2 separate regions of the Homo sapiens genome follow, and region 1 is linked to region 2. A link is a loop called in an ENCODE intact Hi-C map of the cell type or tissue named here. Cell type or tissue: heart right ventricle. All regions are shown on one strand. Region 1 has its middle 22 kb from the start of SPPL2A. Region 2 overlaps SPPL2A (signal peptide peptidase like 2A).

Region 1 (4,000 bases), 51 kb after region 2:
ATGTGTTAATTTATGTATTTTTTATGTATTTAGATCTTAGGTACCGAGGGTTGAATTAAATGGCATTCTTCAGTAACTGGCATGTTATCACTGTTGGTCCCATGAAGACCCCCCATTCTATCTATGTACCTATCTATTCATCCATTCATTCCATTTTATCACCATACTGTTTCCATTCCCCTACTCCCATTGGCAATTTAATGTATTTAATAGATATCTTTTTATTTGAATGTATTATGCAAAATATGTATGATTTTATGTGCTTGCTATGGGGTACACCTGATCCATTATATCCAACCTATTCTTTTTTTTTTTTTTTATTTGAGACAGAGTCTCGCTCTGTTGCCCAGGCTGGAGTGCAGTGATGTGATCTCGGCTCACCACAACCTCCTCCTGGGTTCAAGCAATTCTCCTGCCTCAGCCTCTCGAGTAGCTGAGATTACAGGCATTTGCCACCATGCTTGGCTAATTTTGGTACTTTTAGTAGAGACAGGGTTTTACCATGATGACCAGGCTGGTCTCAAACTCCTGACCTCAGGTGATCCATCCATCCCGGCCTCCCAAAGTGCTGGGATTATAGGCATGAGCCAGTGCACCTGGCCCAACCTATTCTCTCTCTCAGTGGTGGCACCCATGTTGCTTCCTATTCCCCAGCACCATATACATTTCTTCAGTGAACACCCTCTTCTTACATGCTCCCTGAGAAACCAACTACTCCATGTAAACTGATTTCTCACTGGGCTTTTAAAATATTGTTTAAAAATCTATTCTTTGCCTCTAAGTTAAAATATACTGGTCTATATTTTTAATCTGTGAACTTTATAGTTTTACCATTCACATTTAGGTCTTTAAATGGTCTAGGTTCCATATGTGATGTTAGATGTGGATTCTGTTTTATTTTCTTCCATATGGTGAACCAGTTTTCCAACATCTCCTACACAATCTGTTTCTTTCATAATGACTTGTGGTTCCACTTTTATTGCACAATAAATTTCAATCTGGAAATGGGTTGCCGCGGAGCTCTTCTCTTAATCCATGAATTTATTCCCAGTGAGAACTTTGCACTTTCAGAGAAACAAACACTTGTGTAGATTTATCAGAGAACTCCACACACCCATCCCTTTCTGGTATCCAATTACCTGGCAAGTCAAATGAAGAATCAGAAATTTTCTTGGTGAGTATGGAGTTAAGATAAAAGATATCTTTTTAAGGGATATTTTTATGTGCACATCTAATCCAGAAAAATAATCCCTGCCTTATAACAGAATAGCTCTCTGCTGAGCAGAACATTTGTAATTAGACAATGCTTATTTGGCTCTTCATCTCTAGGTACTAAACAAATTCTTCCCCTTTTTTATAGCACACTCATTCTTCAGGCTGGCATGGTACGAGTCATCAGAGTTAAATGTGTATAGAACAATCACATTCCAGGCTTGCCTTCTGAGATTTTTCCACCTCCCATCAGTGATAGGCAATTCAACAGACGAGAGGTGTTATAGCTTTGAACAGAGGTTCATTTGAATCCCGGCTATATTACTCCTTAGCTATGACAGACACTGTTTAATGCCTACCTATCAGCCTTTTTCACCCTTTACTTCTTCTACCTGTATTTCCATCAACTCCTAGGTCTTTTTTTTTTTTTTTTTTAAACGGAGTCTTGCTGTGTCGCCAGGCTGGAGTGCAGTGGCGTGATCTCAGCTCACTGCAACCTTTGACTGCCTGGTTTAAGCTATTCTCCTGCCTCAGCCTCCTGAGTAGTTGGGATTACAGGCACGTGCCACCACACCCAGCTAATTTTTGTATTTTCAGTAGAGACGGGGTTTCACCATGTTGGCCAGGATGGTCTCAATCTCCTGACCTCGTGATCCGCCCGCCTTGGCCTCCCAAAGTGCTGGGATTAAAGCCGTGAGCCACCTCACCTGGCAACTCACAGATCTTTCTTACTAGATTTTTTCCATTTGGCTATGTGTGCAGTCTCAGGGAATAAATCATATTTATAGTTTAGGGCTATAAATATGATGCTTGGAGCAGAGGTAGCCACCTTGTGACCATGAGAAAATAGCCTAAGTTTTTTTTTTTTTTTTTTTTTGAGACTCACTGTCACCCAGGCTGGAATGCAATGATGCGATCTTAGCACACTGCAACCTCCGCCTCCTGGGTTCAAGCGATTCTCCTGCCTCAGCCTCCCGAGTAGCTGGGATTACAGGTGCCCACCACTACACCTGGCTAATTTTTGTATTGTTAGTAGAGGTGGAGTTTCACCATGTTGGTCAGGCTGGTGTCGAACTCCCGACCTCAGGTGATCCGCCCACCTCAGCCTTCCAAAGTGCTGGGGTTACTGGCTTGAGCCACTGCGCCTGGCCAATAGCCTAAGATTAAAAAGTCTGTTTACTTATGATGGTATATCAGAAAGATAGAGGGCTGAGTGCAGTGGCTCCTGCCTGTAGTCCTAGGCCTTTGGGAGGCTGAGGCAGGCAGATCACCTGAAGTCAGGAGTTCCAGACCAGCCTGGCCAATATGGTGAAACCCTGTCTCTACTAAAAATACAAAAATTAGCCAGGTGTGGTAGCAGGTGACTGTAATCCCAGCAATTTGGGAGGCCGAGGTGGGCAGATCACCTGAGGTCGGGAGTTCAAGACCAGCCTGACCAACATGGAGAAACCCTGTCTCTACTAAAAATACAAAATTAGCCGTGTGAGGTAGCGCATGCCTGTAATCCCAGCTACTTGGGAAGCCGAGGCAGGAGAATGGCTTGAACCCAGGAGGCGGAGGTTGCAGTGAGCTAAGATCACGCCACTGCACTCCAGCCTGGGCAACAAGGGTGAAACTCTGTCTCAAAAAAAAGAAAAGAAAAGAAAGAAAGATAGAGAAGGAGACTGTGTTCTGAAGGAAATTATAGAGTTGTTGAATTAATCCTGGAACCACCTACCTCCAAATCGCTCCGTTAGGTAAGCAGTAAGTGCTCTTGTGGCTTAAGCACTTGATATTCAAAGTGTGGTCTGCAGACCAGTAACGGCGTCACTTGATTGCTTATTAGAAATGCAGAACCTCACCCCACCCCCACAATGAATTATAATCTGTGTTTAACAAGATCCCAAGTGATTCTTTTTTTTTTAAGACAAGGTCTCACTCTGTCACCCAGGCTGGAGTGCAATGGTGTGATCACAGCTCACTGCAACCTTGACCTCCTGGGCTCAAGTGGTTCTTCCCACCCCAGCCTCCCAAGAAGCTGGGACTACAGGCACCGGACACCACACCCAGCTAATTTTTGTATGTTTTGTAGAGATGGGGTTTCGCCACATTGCCCAGGCTGGTCTCAAACTACTGGGCTCAAGTAATCCACCTGCCTCAGCCTCCCAAAGTGCTGGGATTACAGGTGTGAGCCACCATGCCCAGTCCCAAGGGATTCTTTTTTTTGGGGGACAGAGTCTTGCTCTGTCACCCAGGCTGGAGTGCAGTGGCGCGATCTCCGCTCACTGCAAGCTCTGCCTCCTGGGTTCACGCCATTCTCCAGCCTCAGCCTCCCGAGTAGCTGGGACTACAGGCGCCCACCACAATGCCCGGCTAATTTTTTGTACTTTTAATAGAGACGGGGTTTCACCGTGTTAGCCAGGATGGTCTCGATCTCCTGACCTTGTGATCCTCCCGCCTCGGCCTCCCAAAGTGCTGGGATTACAGGCGTGAGCCACCGCGCCCAGCCGTGATTCTTACACAGATTAAAATTTGAGAAACACTGGTATAAGCTATTCCTCATAAGTTTTTATTTCTTGCAGTTGAATCCATCCTAATTGACACTCTGACATTCGCCAAGTTACCCAAGACATACAAGCCTCATTTCCTTATCTGTAGTGCTAACATAACCATCCAAGGGGTTCACTTTGCCCCCTGCCTAGACAGAGCCCATTTATCAAGTCAGGGGAATTGCAGTAGAGAAAGAGTAGTTCACGCAGGGCTGCTGTGCAGGAGACCAGAGTTTTATTATTACTCAAATCAGTTTCCC
Region 2 (4,000 bases):
CTCGAACTCCTGACCACAGGTGATCTGCCCACCTCAAGCCTCCAAAAGTGCTGGGATTACAGGTATGAGCCACCATGCCCGGCAAGTATGTTCTCTTTTGTATCTGACTACTTTCACTTGGCATTACGTTTGAGATTCATTCACGCCTCTGCATGTGGTATATGGCTTACTTATTGGTGAACAGTATTCCATTGTGTAAATATAACGTAATGTATTCACCCATTCAAAGTTTGATGGACATTTTGATTGTTTCTGCACTCTCTCTCTCTTTCTCTCTCTCCTGGAACTCCCTGCATATCAATTCATAGAGATCTTCATTGTTTAGAGCTGCACTGCACTCAACTGTGTGGCTATACCAAAATTAAGTGTGTGTATATATACACACACACACATACATATATACACACACACACATATATACATACACACACACACACACACACACATATTTTTTTGAGATAGAGTTTCACTCTTGTTGCCCAGGCTGGAGTGCAATGGCGCGATCTTGGCTCACTGCAACCTCCGCTCACTGCAACCTCCGCCTCCCGGGTTCAAGCGATTCTCCTGCCTCAGCCTCCCGAGTAGCTGGGATTACAGGCATGCACTACCACGCCTGGCTAATTTTTTGTATTTTTAGTAGAGACGGGGTTTCTCCATGTTGGTCAGGCTGGTCTCAAACTCCCGACCTCAGGTGATCCGCCTGCCTCGGCCTCCCAAAGTGCTGGGATTACAGGCGTGAAATTAAGTATATTTTTAAAGTCTATTTCAGTGTATGTGTTAAAATCATAATTCATATTTCCTTCTCTATATGAGTTCAAATGCATTAACATAAGATCTGCTTATTTAAGAAGTAGTTCATTACAAGACTGGTGTTCTGGCATAGAAGCAAAAAAATTCCATAATAATCATAATAAGTATCAGGGCAAGATAGGAAACAATTCATCCTTAATCTAAAAGCAAATACATTGAGTATTCATACCTGTCTTCATTTCGAAACACAGCCCAAACAACAGCTACTGCTATGCACAGTCCAGAGAGAAAAATAAGTCTCACTTCCATGTTTTTGCCACGACATGCAATCCTAAAAAACAGATTAAAATAGTTAACACTGCAGATGAAGTACAATGTTCACTTGATATAAGAAGTAGCAAATATTAACCACAGTCATAAGAAGTGACTGAAATATCAATTTTGAAAGTCTTGATTTTAAGTAAAACAAATGAGACGTAATAAAATGTTTATCAGTCCAATATAATTTTCTGTGATGATGAATAATGTACTATATCTGTGCTGTCCAATATAGTAGCTACTAGTCATATGTGGCTATTGAGCACTTGAAATGTGGCTAATAAGAATGAAAAACTCAATTTTTAATTTTATTTAATTTTACTTAAATTTAAATTTAAACACCTGTAGGTCCAATGTATATTGGACTATATAGGTTTCAAATAATACTCCTACTTTTGTATTGTTTCAAATTATAAACACCAACATTATAAGATTTCCTGTAAGAGATACGTACGTGCATTGTCCATATGGTATCTTATGAATTAGTGCAGCAAGACAGTTGTACAGACTCATTGCTGATGCTATGCAGAAAATTGCTATCATAACATAAACTGAAAAAAACAAAACACTAAATTACATGAGAACAGAAGGAAAGGTGATAAGAAAATATTTATACAAGCAATATTAATTCTTTACTTTCTTTATTGAATCATACTTCCAATGAAGTGACTATACGATGACCTGAATTACTTACTAAGCTGAAATTTAGATCGTGAGGTTTTTTGTTTTTTTTTCTGAGAGTCTCACTCTGTCGCCCAGTCGCCCAGGCTGGAATGCAGTGGTGTAATCTCGGCTCTCACTGCAATCTTTACCTCCTGGGCTCAAGTGATTCTCATGCCTTAGCCTCCTGAATAGCTGGGATTACAGGCATGCGCCACCATACCCAGCCAATTTTTGTAGTTTTAGTAGACGGGGTTTTGTCATGTTGGCCAGGCTGGTCTCAAAGTCCCGACCTCAGGTGATATGCCTGCCTTGGCCTCCAAAAGTGCTGGGATTACAGCAGTGAGCCACTGCACCCAGCTGTCTTCTTTTTAAATAGCGATGAATTTAAGGAAATCTCTTACCAAAAACTAAAATATGCTTTCAGGTAAAGTAGAGGGCTCTCTTTTTTCTATCAATGACTACTATAAACTAAGAGTTGATAACAGAAATTAATCTGAAGGAGTATTAAATTAATAAAATCACCTGTTTGATGCCAACATAATACAAATATCATTTTAGTACTCGCTCTCTCAACAACAGTTTAAAATGAGTGATATTAACAAAATGAGTTTTTTTTTTGAGATGGAGTCTCACTGTGTCACCCAGGCTGGAGTGCAATGGGGCAATCTTGGCTCACCGCAACCTCCGCCTCCCAGGCTTAAGCGACTCTCCTGCCTCAGCCCCTTGAGGAGCTGGAACTACGGGCACGCACCACCATGCCCAGCTAATTTTTGTATTTTTAGTAGAGACAGGGTTTCACTATGTTGGCCAGGCTGCTCTTGAACCCCTGACCTCAAGTGATCCACTTACTTTGGCCTCCCAAAGTGCTGGGATTACAGGCGAGAGCCACCGCATCTGGCCAGAATGACTTAATTTTAATTAAAAAATACATGTCATAAGCTGGGTACAGTGGCTCACACCTGTAATCCCAACACTATAGGAGGCCGAGGCAGGTGGATCTCCTGAGGTCAAGACTTTGAGATCAGCCTGGCCAACATGGTGAAACCCTGTTTCTACTAAAAATACAAAAATTAGCTGGGGGTGGTGCCAGATGCCTGTAATCCCAACTACTTGGGAAGCTGAGGCAAGAGAATCGCTCCATCTCAAATAAATAAATAAATACAAATAATAAAAGTACAAATATTAGCTGGGCATGGTGGGATGTGCCTGTAGTCCCAGCTACTTGGGAGGCTGAGGCAGGAGAATCGCTTGAATGCGAGAGGCAGAGGTTGCAGTGAACCCAGATTGTGCCACTGCACTCCAGCCTGGGTGACAGAGCAGAGCAGAGCAAGACTGTCTCAAAAAAAAAGATATCATAGGTCTAGTTTTTAAACTGCTGTCACAGGACAAGAGAAACTGAACAAAAACTGAATGAGGCTGGGTGCGGTAACTCACGCCTGTAATCCTAGCACTTTGGGAGGCCAAGGCAGGTGGATCACTTGAGGTCAGGAGTTCGAGACCAGCCTGGTCAACATAGTGAAATCCCGTCTGTACTAACAATACAAAAATTAGTCGGGCACAGTGGCGCACACCTGTAATCCCAGCTACTCAGGAGACTGAGGCAGGAGACTCACTTGAACCTGGGAGGTGGAGGTTGCAGTGAGCCAAGACTGCGCCACTGCACTCCAGCCTGGGCGACAGAGCAAGACTCTGTTTCCAAAAAAAAAAAAAAAGCTGAATGAAACAAATCCTAGGCCCTAGTTTTCTAGTCCAGAAATTTATGCTAATGCTATACACATAAGCATGGTAGCCTTTGGTGGTTCTTAAAAGGGCTTTTTGCTAGTTCTTATCAGGTACACTCCTTTTACCCTGGTCTCCCTTCTCTTTGTGCTGTATACTGTCCAGGGATGGCAAATTTCCATTCTATTAAGCCATTAATAAGACTGTTCAGGAGATGGACAAGCCATTATAGTTCCTGCTCCCACTTTCTTCAAGGAAAAAAAGAACTAGTTACTTTCTAGACCACAGGGAAGTACCTGTGTGTCTTCAGATATATGATCCTAACTGTTTATATAAGTAACATAAAATTCAAGCAATAAAACATCTTGATTTGCAAATTGACAAAAGATAAACTACACTTGGGAGTAAGTAGAGGCAATACATCAGTAATTTGAATAATCTTCTATTTCATGTAACTAAATATAGCCACCAAGAACTCCTTAATCCACTGCTTAGATACTGAGCTATATCATTCATCTACAGAGAGGAAAACTTAGGGACCATGGCAATT

The links. A loop is a pair of places that touch in the nucleus more often than their neighbours do. Peaks named below come from ENCODE experiments on the same cell type or tissue, not always from the same donor. Only the 100,000 strongest peaks of a DNase experiment are listed, where the experiment ranks them.
Region 1: it touches region 2 in a loop (7-fold over the local background); 1 of 110 quality-filtered maps calls a loop at or near these places.

The regions. Positions count from the first base shown.
Region 1 is chr15:50,785,664-50,789,663 of GRCh38, forward strand. No RefSeq gene overlaps it. Among named protein-coding and RNA genes, the nearest start is that of SPPL2A, 22 kb to the left of the region's middle. In heart right ventricle, no CTCF peak of the experiment used is centred here; no DNase peak of the experiment used is centred here; H3K27ac peaks cover 1,133 bases.
Region 2 is chr15:50,735,122-50,739,121 of GRCh38, forward strand. It overlaps SPPL2A (signal peptide peptidase like 2A), which reads right to left. Exons shown (of 15, transcript NM_032802.4): 7 at 1,523-1,619; 8 at 980-1,081. Among named protein-coding and RNA genes, the nearest start is that of SPPL2A, 29 kb to the right of the region's middle. In heart right ventricle, no CTCF peak of the experiment used is centred here; no DNase peak of the experiment used is centred here.